2 separate regions of the Homo sapiens genome follow, and region 2 is linked to region 1. Evidence: chromatin loops called from intact Hi-C (ENCODE). Cell type or tissue: ascending aorta. All regions are shown on one strand.

Region 1 (8,000 bases):
CATGGAAGAGATGCCAGGCGAGGGGTGAGCATGGCAAGGCGAGGGGCTTCCCTGAGGCAGGGGGACGCCCAGAGGAGCCGGCAAGGAGAGGAGAGGGCTGGCCGGAGAGTCCTGGTCTGTGCCAGAGAGTCACCCTCTGCTGTTCCCTCACCCCAGCCGTCCTAGTGCACATTGACAACCTTCGCTGGGAGGGCGTGCCTTTCATCCTGATGTCTGGCAAAGCCTTGGACGAGAGAGTGGGCTACGCTCGGATCTTGTTCAAGAACCAGGCCTGCTGTGTGCAGAGCGAAAAGCACTGGGCCGCGGCGCAGAGCCAGTGCCTGCCCCGGCAGCTCGTCTTCCACATCGGCCATGGCGACCTGGGCAGCCCTGCCGTGCTGGTCAGCAGGAACCTGTTCAGGCCCTCCCTGCCCTCCAGCTGGAAGGAAATGGAGGGACCACCTGGGCTCCGCCTTTTCGGCAGCCCTCTGTCCGATTACTACGCCTACAGCCCTGTGCGGGAGCGGGACGCCCACTCCGTCCTCTTATCCCATATCTTCCATGGCCGGAAGAATTTCTTCATCACCACAGAGAACTTGCTGGCCTCCTGGAACTTCTGGACCCCTCTGCTGGAGAGCCTGGCCCATAAGGCCCCACGCCTCTACCCTGGAGGAGCTGAGAATGGCCGTCTGTTGGACTTTGAGTTCAGTAGCGGCCGGTTGTTCTTTTCCCAGCAGCAGCCGGAGCAGCTGGTGCCAGGGCCAGGGCCGGCCCCAATGCCCAGTGACTTCCAGGTCCTCAGGGCCAAGTACCGAGAGAGCCCGCTGGTCTCCGCCTGGTCCGAGGAGCTGATCTCTAAGCTGGCTAATGACATCGAGGCCACCGCTGTGCGAGCCGTGCGGCGCTTTGGCCAGTTCCACCTGGCACTGTCGGGGGGCTCGAGCCCCGTGGCCCTGTTCCAGCAGCTGGCCACGGCGCACTATGGCTTCCCCTGGGCCCACACGCACCTGTGGCTGGTTGACGAGCGCTGCGTCCCACTCTCAGACCCGGAGTCCAACTTCCAGGGCCTGCAGGCCCACCTGCTGCAGCACGTCCGGATCCCCTACTACAACATCCACCCCATGCCTGTGCACCTGCAGCAGCGGCTCTGCGCCGAGGAGGACCAGGGCGCCCAGATCTATGCCAGGGAGATCTCAGCCCTGGTGGCCAACAGCAGCTTCGACCTGGTGCTGCTGGGCATGGGTGCCGACGGGCACACAGCCTCCCTCTTCCCACAGTCACCCACTGGCCTGGATGGCGAGCAGCTGGTCGTGCTGACCACGAGCCCCTCCCAGCCACACCGCCGCATGAGCCTTAGCCTGCCTCTCATCAACCGCGCCAAGAAGGTGGCAGTCCTGGTCATGGGCAGGATGAAGCGTGAGATCACCACGCTGGTGAGCCGGGTGGGCCATGAGCCCAAGAAGTGGCCCATCTCGGGTGTCCTGCCGCACTCCGGCCAGCTGGTGTGGTACATGGACTACGACGCCTTCCTGGGATGAGGGCGCCTGTGCCCCTTGCCCGCTTCGCTCCTGTGCTTTCCTTCGCCCGTGTCTTCCCTCCCTTCTCGGCCCCGCCACCTGCCCAGCGTGCCCTGGCTCTCCAGAACCTTCTATCCCACAGTCAGGCCCCAGAGAGGGCAGGACAAGCCTTGTCCCGATGCCTTTGACCGGCAGCTCTGTGTATTGGTGGATAGATGCAGAAACAAGGAAGAAATGGAGTCTGCTCCTGAGAAGCTTCAAATTCAGGCCAGGAGAGAAGTCTTAAGAAAAGACCTCCAGCAGTTACACATTCATATCAACCAGCACAACACGGGATGGCGCCCAAACTCCGGCGTTCACAAGAGGAGACGTGACGTGGTGGGCTGAGGTTAATCAGGGAAGGTTTCCTGGGGGAGGTGATCCTTGAACTGGCTCCCGGGGAACATTCAGAGCATGATTGGTAGACAGAAGGGTGCAGAGGCGCCCAGGGGAGTACATTGCCCCGTGCAAAGCAGGGGCATTGGGGACTGTCTTGAGACCCTGAGGGGGTCAAGCCCCTCCTTCCCCAGCTGCCCCTCCTTCTAGAACCTCTGCACATCTAGCCTCTGGCCCTCCTCTTCACTGCCTCCACCTGCTCCCGCTTGCCATCCCTGTCTCCTCCATCCTGGCTGTGCAGTAGGAATTCCAGGCTCCTCCCTGTGTCTTTGCTGTTCTTCAGACTCCATTTATAGAGAATGAGGGCTGATAACAGGAATACAGTGGCAAAGACTAGACTGTGGAAAGGGTTCCAGAAATCTTTTTTCTTTTTTAATTAAAAAAAATATTTGCAGAGATGAGCTCTTGCTATGTTGCCCAGGCTGGTCTCAAACTCCTGGGCTCAAGCGATCCTCCCATCTCAGCCTCCCAGAGTGCTGGGATTACAGGTGTGAGCTACTGCGCCCAGCCCCAGAAATCTCAGTGCTGTTTGGAGCTCCATTTCTCATTTGATGACTTGCTCTGCGTGGGGAGGTGGGGTCTCATTCCCCCAACTTCCTCAGGGAGGACCCCTGCCCTCCGCTGCTCCTCTGTCCTGCTAGCCTTCCTCCAGGAAGCACACTGGGTGCAGATAATCAGGACATTCCAGAGATCCCCAATTTAAGAGGGTCATTTCCATCTCAGGGGACTCCCGGATGGGTGTTTCCGCTCTCAATAGCCCCTCTTGTTTTACCAGGAAAGATCCAGTTAAATCACCCACTGAGGTGACAGCTCATTAGCGGGGAGAGAGATGGAGCATCGAGTGACACTGGGCCATCCAGGCGGCTCTGCTCCCACCAGACAGGAGCTAGGCCTCACTGGCAGGGGGGCTGCCCACAGCCTTTTCAGGGGCTCGCTTGGCGGGTGACGGGGCCGCAGCCAGGCCTTCTCTCCCTGCCCCTTGGTGACCCCGTGGCTTCCTGTCTGCTGGCCTCTCCTGCTACTTATCACTTCACCACGAACTCTCTGCCTGAGACTGGGGAAGTAAGCGGGTATCTTCTCAGTGAGCATAGGTTGGGGACTGTGATCTTGAGAAGCCATGGGCCAGCAATACCTGCTTTTCTGAAGCCCCCAAGGAGGGCTCTGACATTCTTTTTAAAAACACCACAAAGCAAAATTCCCAGGACATGTGTAGTTTTGTTTGTTCAGTATCCCACAACTTAAGGCTGGGAGATGGAACTCTTGGTTAAGGTCGATTTTTCTGTCTGGCTTCTCCGCACCTTCCACTTGCTCTCTGGATCAGGCAGATATAAACTTTCTAGCGCATTTTGAGAGAGGGCTTTCTTGGGTGAGGGAGCATGGCAAAGTCGGTTTCTCTCTGGACTGTTTACACTTCAAGGCGGTGGATTTAGAGGAATCCTGGCTTTCATTTTCAATGCCAGTCTGAGACATGTTCCCAAGCCGGGGCTCTTGTTCACACCACTTACTCTGGCCACCAACAACAACCCAGGCCAGACAGAGCATCTCTTTTTTTTTTTTTTGAGACAGAGTCTCTGTCGCCCAGGCTGGAGCCCAGTGGCGAGATCTTGGCTCACTACAACCTCCACCTCCCGGGTTCAGGCAATTCTCGTGCCTAAGCCTCCCGAGTAGCTGCGACTACAGGCGCCGGCCAGCATGCCTGTCTAATTTTTGTATTTTAGTAGAGACAGGGTTTCACCATGTTGCCCAGGCTGGTCTCGAACTCCTGAGCTCAGGCAGTCTACCCACCTCAGCCTCCCAAAGTGCTGGGATTACAGGCGTGAGCCACCGCGCCCAGCCAGAACATCTGTTTTTACACCCAGAGAGCGCCCCTCGTTAGGACAGAACCACGGTGCCCAGAGCCAGGAAGCCGCCCTCCTGGCGCCCAGCATCTGAGCTTCTACACGTGATGGGCGGGCTCAGGAGAGGACAGGGAGTCGTGGTGGAAGTTCCACAGCTGGCCGCGTGGGGGGGCCCTTGCACCGCACTGCCGCCTCCTGACTGCCCCTATCCCCGCAGCCCCTGTGCCGGATTTCATTTCCCTCCTCTCTCCCAGGGTACCTGGCCCCAGCACTCTCCCATCTGTTCTTCAGGAACCGACTCCTCTCCAGTTGCAACACCAGGGAGAAAGGGGCCTCCACATGCCCAAGTACCCCTGCAGGATGAAGGGCAGGCCGGCCCTTGATGTGCCATTTCTGAATAATAGTCACTGCCGCCGAGTCTAGGATGTCCTGTTCTAACTCAGCCCTGCCTCGGATGCACCACCGATCTGTGCAGAGTGGGTGTGGGAGTGTGGGTGAGGGTCGAAATGCCAAAGGTCTACTTTCCAGAATCAAGTGCCTTCTGCAAATCATGTTGGAAAAGTCCAAACCTGGAGATGTCCCTGTGCCTCCGCCCCTACCCACCCCTTTTCCTTCAGCTGTGTTAGGAAGGAGAAGTTTTCAGAACCCTCTAGGCTGGTGGCTTTCAAACTTCAGACCATGATCTGCAGCAAGAAACGTGCCTTCCATCATAAATCAGTCCATTTGTTTACAACTGTGTTCCAAGCAGGTTTCATAAAGAAATTCTTAACCTTAGAACCTCGGATATCCTCTATGTTTTAGTTTTCATTTTTTTAAAATGCTTCTTAAAATTCACTAAATTGGGCTAGGTGTGGCTCATGCCTGTAATCCCAGCACTATGGGAGGCTGAGGTGAGAGGATCACTTGAGCCCAGAAGGTTGAAACCAGCCTGGGCAACATAGTGAGACCCCATCTCTACAAAAAGTTTTAAAACCAGGTATGGTGGTGCCCTCCTGTGGTCCCAGCTACTCGGGAGTCTGAGGTGGGAGGATCACCTGAGCCCAGGAGACTGAGGCTGCAGTAAGGTGTGATTGCACTATTGCTCTCTAGCCTGGAAAACAGAGTGAGACCCTATCTCAAAAAAAAAAAAAAAAAAAAAGGAAAGAGTGATGACAACAGCCCAGGGAGCAGCCCCGCTCAGAACCCAAGTCCCAAGTTCCAGCACTGTGTTCCCAGGCAGGCTGTTTGCCTCTTCCTGGTCTGGAAGCCCTTGGGTCCTATGGTGGCGGCAGCTCCCACAGTCCAGGTTCCCTGGTGGGGACCAATGATTCCATCCGCATGGAAGCCCACGTGTGCACTTAGGGGCCCATAAATGGCAGAAGGGCCCCTCCTTTGGGAGACCTTGTCAGTCAGCATCTCTAGGGCAACCGTGATTGCCATTTGTAGAGGGGAAGGAATCAAGGGACTTTAAGCTAGATCAAAATCTGGGGACAAATTCTCCTGCTAACTGCAAGTTAAAATAGGCCCTTCTTACTGAATTTCCCTGTTTGTTTCTCTGCAGACAATGCTTTAGCCCTACTCTTGGGCCCCCAAGTTAGCAGAGTAATCAAAGCTTCCTACCGTTTGGCCTACTATTCCAGACTAGTCCCTCGAGGGGTTCCCTTCCAAAATATGCAGGGCTCAGGCTCCCAATTCCGGGCCTGTCTGCTTTGCTTGTGTTTCTCCTGTCCCTGTTCTCCCGGAGGGCCCAGGTGGAACTCACGACAGGGAGGGAGACGCTTCCCAAAAACCTGCAGGGCTATTTCCCAGAATTTGGTTTTCAAGTACAAAACTTTTTGTCCTGTAAGATATATGCAGCCTCACAGAAGCAGCCTCTGCCTCCACTTTACCAGCTACGTTTTTATCTTAAGCACATGGGGCTCCCTTAGAACTTACTCCACTGATTTAAAAAAAAAAAACTGCCTGGCAGCATCTCAGTGTCAGAGTGAGCACGGCACAGGAAAGGCCCGTGGTGACGAGGGTGAGGTGGCCACAGTGACCGGACGACAAATGAGACTCTGCAAATGAGACTCCAGAGGGTGAAGATCTGCGGTCTCCAGACATCATAGGCCATGTGACCCACTAGGGGCCGCTTACCCCTGGCCGTCCGCTGGCTGAACTGAACGCATTCCCTCTCTCCGCAACTCTCCCGTGAGGCTGCACCCGTGTGGGTAGCACTGGAAGCGGCACTGTTTGCATTGTACATAGGAAGGAAGGAAGTTCTTCCAGCCTCACCAGCACCTGGCAGCGAGTCAGAGCCTGTGAGGGCATCCGAAGCAGTGATGCAGTGTCAACCTCCCAGCTGGTGCCACTCTGCCCTCGGGGGCTCCAAGCATTGTAACTCAGTCATGGGAGCTGCCTCTTTGGAAGTGCAGATTTATTCCTGTAATAATCCTGCCTGCTTTTACCTCTCGTCCACTGACCAGCAAGTGTGAGTCCCGGTGTCAGTCGGCACAGTCCAGTGTCCATCTGCATTTGCTCATGCAGAGGGGGTGAGTTGGGCACTCCCTGTTGTTGGTTTTCCTTTTGCAGCACACTGGGCAGTCTCCCTATAAAACAAAAACCCCACCTTCTGTGCCTTCTGCTTTAGAGCAGAGCTCCCCCTCCCATTTCCTCAGTCTTCCCTGCAAAATCTGTCCACCGGGGAAGGCAGCAGGAACCCTGGGCAGCGGGTGTTCTGGGAAGGCTAGTGACAGCAGATGTCATCCAGGAACAGCCACACACGGTTCTCCAGGCCGCCGTCAGCAGCTCAAGGTGGGGTATGAGTGAGAAGCTGAGGATCTCGCAGCTTGTTGCTGAGCAAGGTGCAACCGGGCTCATGCTGTCATCAGCACAAGACGGGATGGCAAGGGCTTTCAGACGCATTTCCAAGAGTCCAGCAAGCCAGGGGGAAGATGATCCCTTTGCCGAAGTGTACCCTCTAGCCAACTTTTGGGAGCGCTTCTGTTTGCAAAGCGCTGGGGATGTGCCTGTCTCTGTGTGACCCACGAACGGGAAGGGAGAGCACTGGAGTAATGACACTTCTGCTGCTGCTTTGATTCTCAAGGCTGATCTTTAAAACCCTCGCCTTGCTGACAGGTGCTTTAAAGGCAGTCTGCATCTTTTCTTCCCTTGGTGTGGGAGAGGTAAACACTTTGATTTGCTGAAAGCTGTATGGAGTATATTTGAACAGCTAGTAGTTAGCTTTGAAAGTGGAAGTGTGAACAGACACTACTTGTGTCGCTTTGGGTCCTTCACTTTACCCCCACAGAAGTCTAGAGGCGTCTGTTATAAAGCGTTACGGGGCGCCTGCATGCAGGAGGAAGGACCTGTATTAGCTGGAAATCATCAGGAACCCAGCTTGCCTCCATCTCTCTGAGATGTGCTGGGTACAGCCTGCCCCTCCTAGTTCTGTCCACCGGGAAGAGCCGGCTGGCGGCAGATCCCCAGGGGCAGAGCCCCTGCTGGATCCTGGGAGCTCATCTTTACCTGTGCCGGAGTGGGAACTGTGATTCCAGCCGGGCAGGTCAGAGTGGAGCAGTGCTAAGAGGCTGTTGCAGGAGAACTAGACGGGCGGGGCCTGCTGCATCTGGATCATGTTTCTGTGCTCTGCCCCGCGCTAGGGACTCAGGGTCTGGGCTTCTGCCAGGTGAGGAGCAGAGAGACTGTTCCCTTGGGTGGAGAGGTGTGGGCATGAGAGCCACCCATTGCCAAGCAGCAAGAATGTTCGTGCTTTTTTCCAGAGAGGGGAACCCCACTGGTTTTTGTGGAAACAATGGAAACTTACAGATGCCTGCCTGGGATGATGAGGCACATTCAGAACAAATGCTTTTTTTTTTTTGAGACAGAGTCTCGCTCTGACGCCCAGGCTGGAGTGCAGTGGCGCGATCTCGGCTCACTGCAAACTTTGCCTCCCAGGTTCAAGTGATTCTCCTACCTCAGCCTCCCGAGTAGCTGGGATTACACCACCATGCCCAGCAAATTTTTGTGTTTTTAGTAGAGACGGAGTTTCACCATGTTGGCCAGGCTGGTCTCGAACTCCTGACCTCAGGTGATCCATCCGCCTTGGCCTCCCAAAGTGCTGGGATTACAGGCGGGAGCCACCATGCCTGGCCAGAACAAATGCCTTTTTAAACCTTTTAAGAACATTTTTAAAATGTCTTTTTCTATGTCAAATGTAACGTTTATTTTTTTAAACAATAAAATTGATTTGCCAAAATCCGGGCTTTAATTC
Region 2 (8,000 bases), 310 kb after region 1:
ACCACTTTGCGGTAGTCAAGGCAGGGGGTGGCGGAAGGGCCCTTTATGAAAACACAGGTATGATATGATGGCTGTTCCTGTGTGTTCCCGAGTCACCCAAAAACAGTTCAAATTATGTTTGACATTCTCATTTTGGCACAGGGTGAAAAAGTGTGGTCTATTCTAGAAACAAAAAAAAAAATTAAAACTTCCAATGTGTTGAAGCTTAAAGGATTAGCATTTATCCAGAACGAAGAATGTAAAAGGACTTTGTAGATGTCTTCCCCAAATCTCACTTTCCTCAATTATTTTTGAACACCTCTGTCACCACTAAATCATTTCTGGAGGGACACACAGGAGCTTCCTGAACGTGCCTGTGGCAGGTTTTGGTTTTAGCACAGGCGAGGACAAGCTTTTTAGTACATGGCAGCATCTTTCCCATTTTATTTTCCGAAAATTTTTCAGGTGTTCTGGAGGGACGTATAAAGTTGCACTGTGATGATTTCTTTATAATGTTCTCTTTGTTCTAACAGGGCTGTATACTTTGCATGTTACTCCAAAGCCAAAGAGCAATTTAATGGCATTTTCGTGCCTAACAGCAATATTGTGCATATTTTCTCAGCTGGCTCTGCAGGTATGTTACCCTAGTGAGTGAAGAGAGGGTCTCTCTCTCACTTTTCTAAAGCATGCATTGTGCCAGTTTTTCCAGGAATTAGAAATTAGCTCCTTGCTTCCTTTGCACCTAAAATTGTTTTTCTAAAGCTTTATGTTACAACCAATAGGAGAGTGAGAGCGGTTTGTAGCTTGATTTTATTTTCCTTGACCACTAAAGCTCTTTATTTGCCCTCAAAATGTACATGTTCTATGCATGCTACTGGTATTTTGTTCTTCTAAAGGAATATTCATAGGTTTTTCATGTCTTCTGTTTGCCCATCAAATGATATAGATAGATAGATATAGATAGATAGATAGATATAGTTTTTTTTTTTTTTTTTTTTTTTGAGACAGAGTCTCACTCTGTCACCCAGGCTGGACTGGAGTGCAGTGGTGCAATCTCGGCTCACTGCAGCCTCCTCCTCCCAAGTTAAAGTGGTTCTTGTGCCTCAGCCTCCTGAGTAGCTGAGATTACAAGTATTTGCCACCATGCCTGGCTAATTTTTGCATTTTTAGTAGAGACGAGGTTTCACCACATTGCCCGGGCTGATCTCAAACTCCTGACCTCAAGTGATCCACCCTCCTCGGCCTCCCAGAGTGCTGGGATTACAGGCATGAGCCACTGCGCCCAGCCCCATCAGATGATTTTCTAAAATTAGAGTTTCTTTCTTCAGATTCCCCACAGGGTCCCACACACCCTGTGTACAATTGGCACTCCTGTCCCCAACTATGGGTTATGCAATGAGGGTGTAGGGCTTGCAGTAGAGTTTCTAGTAGGGTCAGTGACAGCTCATAGGGCATCTGTTCTCTTTTGAGGGAACCATTCCACTTCCTACTGAAAAGCCATAGCGGGACTTCTTCCCCGGGATGTACTTGCAAAACATGAACGTGTAGATTTCTGAGAGAAGGGAAGGCTTTTTTGTTTGTTTGTTTTTGAGACAGAGTCACTCTGTCGCCCAGGCTGGAGTGCAATGGCGCAATCTCGGCTCACTGCAACCTCCGCCTCCTGGGCTCAAGGGATTCTCCTGTCTCAGCCTCCCGAGTAGTTGGGACTATAGGCACGTGTCACCACACCCAGCCAATTTTTTGTATTTTTAGTAGAGGCAGGGTTTCACCGTGTTAGCCAGGATAGTCTCGATCTGCCTGCCTCGGCCTCCCAAAGTGTTGGGATTACAGGCGTGAGCCACCCCACCCGGCCGAGAAGGCTCTTTTGTATAGAGTTCTATGTTCATTTAAACAGAAGGGTTTTTTTTTTTTAATTGGTATTGTTTTGTTTTGATACAGGGTCTGGCTGTGTCACCTAGGCTGGAGTGCAGTGGCATGATCTCAGCTCCCTGCAACCCCCACCTCCTGGGCTCAAGCCATCCCTCCTGCCTCAGCCTCCTGAGTAGCTGGAACTATAGCTGCATGCCACCATGCCCAGCTAATTTTTTTGTATTTTTTGTAGAAATGGAGTTTAACCATGTTGCCCAAGCTCGTCTCGAACTACTGAACTCAAGTAATTCACCTGCCTTAGCCTCCTAGAGTGCTGGGATCGCAGGCATAAGCCACCACGCCGAGCCTAGAAAGATATTTTAGAGAACTTAAATTGGCATTTTACGAAAAATTTGCATCTCCTACCAGTCTGTAAGATGTACACACCAGTTTTGTCTGCCGTTGTTACTCCAAATACAAGTATGACCAACCTGTCTGAATATTTATAGCTAATTATTTCTAGACCCTGAATAGAAAATCTTAAAGTTGCTTTATACAAGGAAGCCATTTCTATGTGATACAGAGCTCTGAGGAGGAAAGGCAGAGTTCCAAAACAGGTAGCCCTTTACTTAAAGATAGGCCAGTAGTGAGTTAGCATAAGCTAACAACTATTAATCTGTTTTGTAACTTTTGCAAAGTTAACTTAGAACCCTTGATAAATAAAGCAGACCTCAAGGAAGTTCTTAAAACCAGTGTCAGCCGGGCTTGGTGGCTCACGCCTGTAATCCCAGCACTTTGGGAGGCCGAGGCGAGCGGATCACGAGGTCAGGAGATCGAGACCATCCTGGCTAACACGGTGAAACCCTGTCTCTACTAAAAATACAAAAAAAAAAAAATTAGCCAGGCGCGGTGGCGGGCACCTGTAGTCCCAGCTGCTCGGGAGGCTGAGTCAGGTGAATGGCGTCAACCCGGGAGGCGGAGCTTGCAGTGAGCCGAGATCGCGCCACTGCACTCCAGCCTGCGACAGAGCAAGACTCCCATCTCAAAAAAAAAGAAAAAACCAGTGTCTTCCTAGTATCAAATTAATCTGCTTCCACAGCACTATAGAGGGTGTGAGGTATTACAGAAGAGATACTGTATGTCAGACTGATACCATGGTGTTGCTTTTTTTGGTTGTCCTAGAATGATTCACAGTGTTAGGTGAGGGAGGTTTGGCTGGGTGTGTTGGCTCATGCTTGTAATCCCAGCATTGTGGGAGGCTGAGGCTGGAGGATCCCTTGAGCCCAGGAATTGAGACTAGCCTGAGCAACAAGGGAGACCCGTCTCTACAAAAAAAAAAAAAAAAATTTTTTTAAAGAGATGGAGAAGGCATACTCACCAAATGGTTATCATATAACCAAATAAGCAGATCAGTCTTAAAAGTTAAATTATTTCTGGATCTGAGGCTTATAAATTGAGGTTTAGGACAGTTACAATTTTCAGTAGGAATCACATTAACACAGATATCAACACCACCACCTACAGGTTGAAAAGACTAGAAGGGATTCTAGAAAATTAAGAGAAATTTATTTTAGATCCAGCAATACCAATAGATGTTACACTTAATGGGGAAACTGAAGCTTCTATCTGCAGGATAGAAATATAACTGCTTCCTACTGTCTTTTTATTAGGCCATTGAAATCCCTATTTCAAAGTTTATTATATGATAATAGACATCTTTAATAAGTATGGACTATGTACAGTGTTGACCTTTACTGTTTTTTTTTTTTCCAGCTTTTATCACAAATTCCTTAATGAATCCTATATGGATGGTTAAAACCCGAATGCAGCTAGAACAGAAGTAAGTTATTATTTGTTCCTTCCTTAATGAAAGGATTTTTGGGATTTTTTTTTCTTGCCCCAATTCCTCCACATCTCTAAGGATGAGATATAGAGATGTACCCCCCTCCTCGTTTCCTTAATCTAAGTGCACGCAGGATTCCTTTTGTGTTGAGGTTTGTGCTATAAGCATCATGGGAAGATGAGGGCGACAGAGATGACAAACAGGGGAAGGAGGGGATATCTCTGGTTGTGTCCCCTGATCCGCAGTCCCACCTGTTGTCTCAGAGAGTCAGTGACTGTCTCTCCTTTGCAGACCCCACCCCAGTTGAAGTGCTGTGGGTTCTCCTCCGGATGGTCTCCCTTTCAAAAGGGAAGACAGTACAGGCACAACACTGAGTGTCCTCAGACCTCAGAGGGCTAATTTTAGTCTCCAAAGGCCCTCAGCTGTAATAGGTTTCTACCCTCAAGCTCCAGCCAGGGGTTTGTAACATTTTGTGGGGCTCTGTGGATTCCTTTGGTAGTCTGGTGACACCTGCAGGCCCTTTTTAGAATAATGTTGTTTTTTGAGTTTTTTTGTTTTTTTGTTGTTGTTGTTGTTGTTTTGTTTTTTTGTTTTGAGATAGGGTCTTACTTGTTGCCGAAGCTGAAGTGCAGTGGTCCAATCTTGGCTCACTGCAATCTATGCCTCCTAAGTAGAATAATGTATTTTGTTTCCTTTTCTTTTCTTTTTTTTTTTTTTTTGTTCTTTTGAGGCAGGGCCTCATCTATCACCCAGCCTCGACCTCCCAGGCTCAAGCAATCCTCCTGCCTCAGCCTCACCTCCTCAGTAGTTTGAGACCACAGGTGCATGCCACCACACCCAGCTAATTTTGTTTTTCTTGTAGAGATGGATCTTGCCATGTTGCCCAGGCTGGTCTCAACTCCTGGGCTCAAGCAGTCCTCCTGCCTTGGCTTCCCAAAGTGCTGGTATTACAGGCGTGAACCACCACACCAGGCCTTAATAAGGTTTTTAAAAATACACTTGTCAGTGATACAGTAGTATGCCTCTTTAACACATTAAATTAATAAGATATGGCAGTAGTCCAGTAACTACTATAATTTCTAAGAAATGATAAACAGTGTCCTGTGATGTTTTCAACAAATGTAATGTGACATGAAAATATTTCTGTGTGTGTCAAATCACAGTTACTACTGCTGCTACTACTGTGGCCTGTGTATTTACATTCGTAATGAATACAATTAACCCAAGCTAATGGAACCCGGTGTAAAGAGTGTTTTAGACTTAATAAAGCTAAGCTTCATCTAAGTTGTAAAAAACCCTAGCTGAAATAAAATAAACTATGAAGGTGGCTTTAATACTTCTGAAGACACAATAGCTAAGACCCAAATTGGGATTAGATACCCCACTATGCTTAGCCCTAAACTCCAATAGTTAACAACTTCAACTATTGGATTTCGGTTAGGGATTAGGGTTAAAGATGCATTTTCTCCCCAGTCCAAGTGAAGGAACTACCAGCATTCTATTAAGAACCCCTGTAGGCCGGGTGCGGTGGCTCACACCTGTAATCCCAGCACTTTGAGAGGCTGAGGCGGGCAGATCACGAGGTCAGGAGATCGAGACCAACCTGGCTAACACGGTGAAACCCTGTCTCTACTAAAAATACAAAAAATAAGCCGGGCGTGATGGTGGGCGCCTGTAGTCCCAGCTACTTGGGAGACTGAGGCAGGAGAATGGCGTTAACCCGGGAGGTGGAGCTTGCAGTGCGCCAAGATCGTGCCACTGCACTCCAGCCTGGGTGACAGAGCGAGACTCTGGCTCAAAAAAAAAAAAAAAAAAAAAAATAAGAACCCCTGTATTACTGTGTTGCCTGGAAATGTATGCACTGGAAACTTCCAGCCAGTCCACTCTGATTTTCAGCTGCCTCTAAAGAAAGGAGGCAGAGCTGGGCGTAGTGGCTCATGCCTGTAATCCCAGCACTTTGGGAGGCCGAGGCGGGTGGGTCACAAACTCAGGAGTTCGAGACCAGCCTGGCCAACATGGTGAAACCCCGTCTCTACTAAAAATACAAAAATTAGCCAGGCGTGGTGGTGGGCGCCTGTAATCCTAGCTACTTAGTAGAGTGAGGCAGGAGAATCACTTGAACCCGGGAGGTGGAGGTTGCAGTGAGCCGAGATCACACCACTGCACTTCAGCATGGGTGATAGAGTAAGACTCTGTCTGGAAAAAAAAACGAAAGCAAAACGAAAGGAGGCAGGGAGTACCCCAGGAAGGGTAGGTAGGGGCCCCAGTTCATTTTTCTTCCTAATGACCATGATAACCTCTGCATGAGTCACTTGACTCCAAGTTCGCCCAATCAATCTATTCTGCCCAAAAGAGCCTTCTAACATGCATCAGGTATAATCATTTGAACAGACCACTTGTTCAGACTCTTTTGATGAATCTGTTCCTCTCAGGGTAAATTCCTAATTCAGCAGTCCTGTAGTTTTCCAAAAATGTCATGTGCTTTTATTGCTCTGTCTCCCCACATATGCTGTCCCTCACCAGAGATTCCCCCTTCCCCTTCCTGGTCATGCTGTCACCTGTTGTGGAAGCCTTTGGTAATTCCTCCTAATTCCAAGTGTCCCATAGTAAACTCATATCACTTCTGTTTAGCAAGGGATAAATGCGTCCATCAGCTGAGAGCCTGTATATGTATTCTTGTCATTCTGCCTAATGATGGTGCTCAAGAATACTTTAGAACTTTGGGTGAGCTCTGTTAATATTTGTCTCTCAGCAGTGAATATTTGTTGCTTGCACTAGTCACTAGGGAAACAGCAGGGAATTAAGACCTAGCTTCTAGGAACTTACAGCTTCACAGATAAGATAATTAAAGTTTGGTGGGATAAGGTTGCTGAGGGTGCCACTAGACCTTCAAGAGTCACCCAGTACAGGTTGGGTTAAGAGAGAGAAGGTTGGGAGGGCCTTCAGAGGCAGCAGCACCCAACTCCCATCTTAAGAATAGCCAGGTGGGCTTTGCCGTGTCTACTGTGAAAATGAAGACCATTCACAGCAATCAGACTGTTGTCATTCCAGAAAATGTCAACATTACCCTGAAGAGATGCACAGTTACTGTGAATGGCCCCAGAGGAACCATGCAGAGGGACTTCAGTCACATCAATGTAGAACTCAGTCTAAAGAGGCTCTGGAGTGCCACACGGTGGGGTAACAGAAAGGAACTGGCTACCGTTCGAACTGTTGGTAGTTATGTGCAGAACACGATCAAGGGTGTTACACTGGGCTTCTGTTACAAGATGAGGTCTGCGTATGCTCACTTCCCCACCGACATTGTTATCCAGGAGGATGGGTCTCTTGTTGAAATCCGAAATTTCTTGGATGAAAAATACACCCGCAGGGTTCAGATGAGACCAGGTGTTGCTTGTTCAGTATCTCAAGCCTAGAAAGATGAATTTAATCCTTGAAGGAAATGACATCGAGCTTGTTTCAAATTCAGTTGCCTTGATTCAGCAAGCCACAACAGTTAAGGATATCAGGAAGTTTGGGGATGGTATCTATGTCTCTGAAAAAGGAACTGTTCAGCAGGCTGATGAATAAGATCTAAGAGTTGTCCCGCTACAGAAACAACATGCTGGATGATTCCTAAGACCTATTGGTGATATTTAAATGATGCCATAAAAGACATTGATTTGGGAAGAAAAGAATAGCCAGGTGGGGGCGGCAGAGAAGAGTCTTTTGGGCAGAGAGAAGGTGAGTGTAGAAATCTTGAGTCAAGAAAGCATGGTTAGGCTGGACTCGGTGCCTCACACCTGTAATCCCAGTACTTTGGGAGGCCGAGGTGTGCGGATCACTTGAGCTCAGGATTTCGAGACCAGCCTGGCCAACATGGTGAAACCCTGTCCTACAAAAATTAGCCGGGTGTGGTGTCATGCCTCGGGAGGCTGAGGCAGGAGAATGGCGTGAACCCGGGAGCCTGTAATCCCAGGGAGGCTGAAGCAGGAGAATTGCTTGAACCCAGAAGTTGAGGTTGCAGCTGAGATTGCACCATTGCACTCCACCCTAGGGGACAGAGTGAGTAAGACTCCATCTCAAAAAAATGAAAAAAGGAAAAAAGAAAAGAAAGCATGGTTAGTTCTGGGGAGCCGTAAGACAGGGAGTGTAGTTGGCGTGTAGTACGTGCATCTGCGCTGGAGAAGGGAGTTATGGAAGAATAAGGCTGGAGGAGCAGGGGAGCCCGATCCTTCCCAGGCCTGAAAGGGAGTTTGGAGTTGGGCTTTGAGGGCAGTGGAAAGTCATCAGAGCAGTGGTCCTCAGGGGAAATGGAGGATGGAGGTAGGGGGTGCCCTCCAGGGGACAT

What was found. Hi-C counts contacts between places; a loop is a spot of excess contacts. Peaks named below come from ENCODE experiments on the same cell type or tissue, not always from the same donor. Only the 100,000 strongest peaks of a DNase experiment are listed, where the experiment ranks them.
Region 2: it touches region 1 in a loop (2.9-fold over the local background); 24 of 110 quality-filtered maps call a loop at or near these places.

What each region holds. Positions count from the first base shown.
Region 1 is chr1:9,263,353-9,271,352 of GRCh38, forward strand. H6PD (hexose-6-phosphate dehydrogenase/glucose 1-dehydrogenase) reads left to right here. Exons shown (of 5, transcript NM_004285.4): 5 at 157-7,985. The coding sequence ends at 1,517. Among named protein-coding and RNA genes, the nearest start is that of SPSB1, 26 kb to the right of the region's middle. In ascending aorta, a CTCF peak has its summit at 3,934; a DNase peak (open chromatin) is centred at 3,909; H3K27ac peaks cover 648 bases.
Region 2 is chr1:9,569,746-9,577,745 of GRCh38, forward strand. It overlaps SLC25A33 (solute carrier family 25 member 33), which reads left to right. Exons shown (of 7, transcript NM_032315.3): 4 at 513-613; 5 at 3,601-3,667. It also overlaps the pseudogene RPL9P11. Among named protein-coding and RNA genes, the nearest start is that of TMEM201, 15 kb to the right of the region's middle. In ascending aorta, CTCF peaks have their summits at 3,345 (motif pointing left) and 4,162 (motif pointing left); no DNase peak of the experiment used is centred here.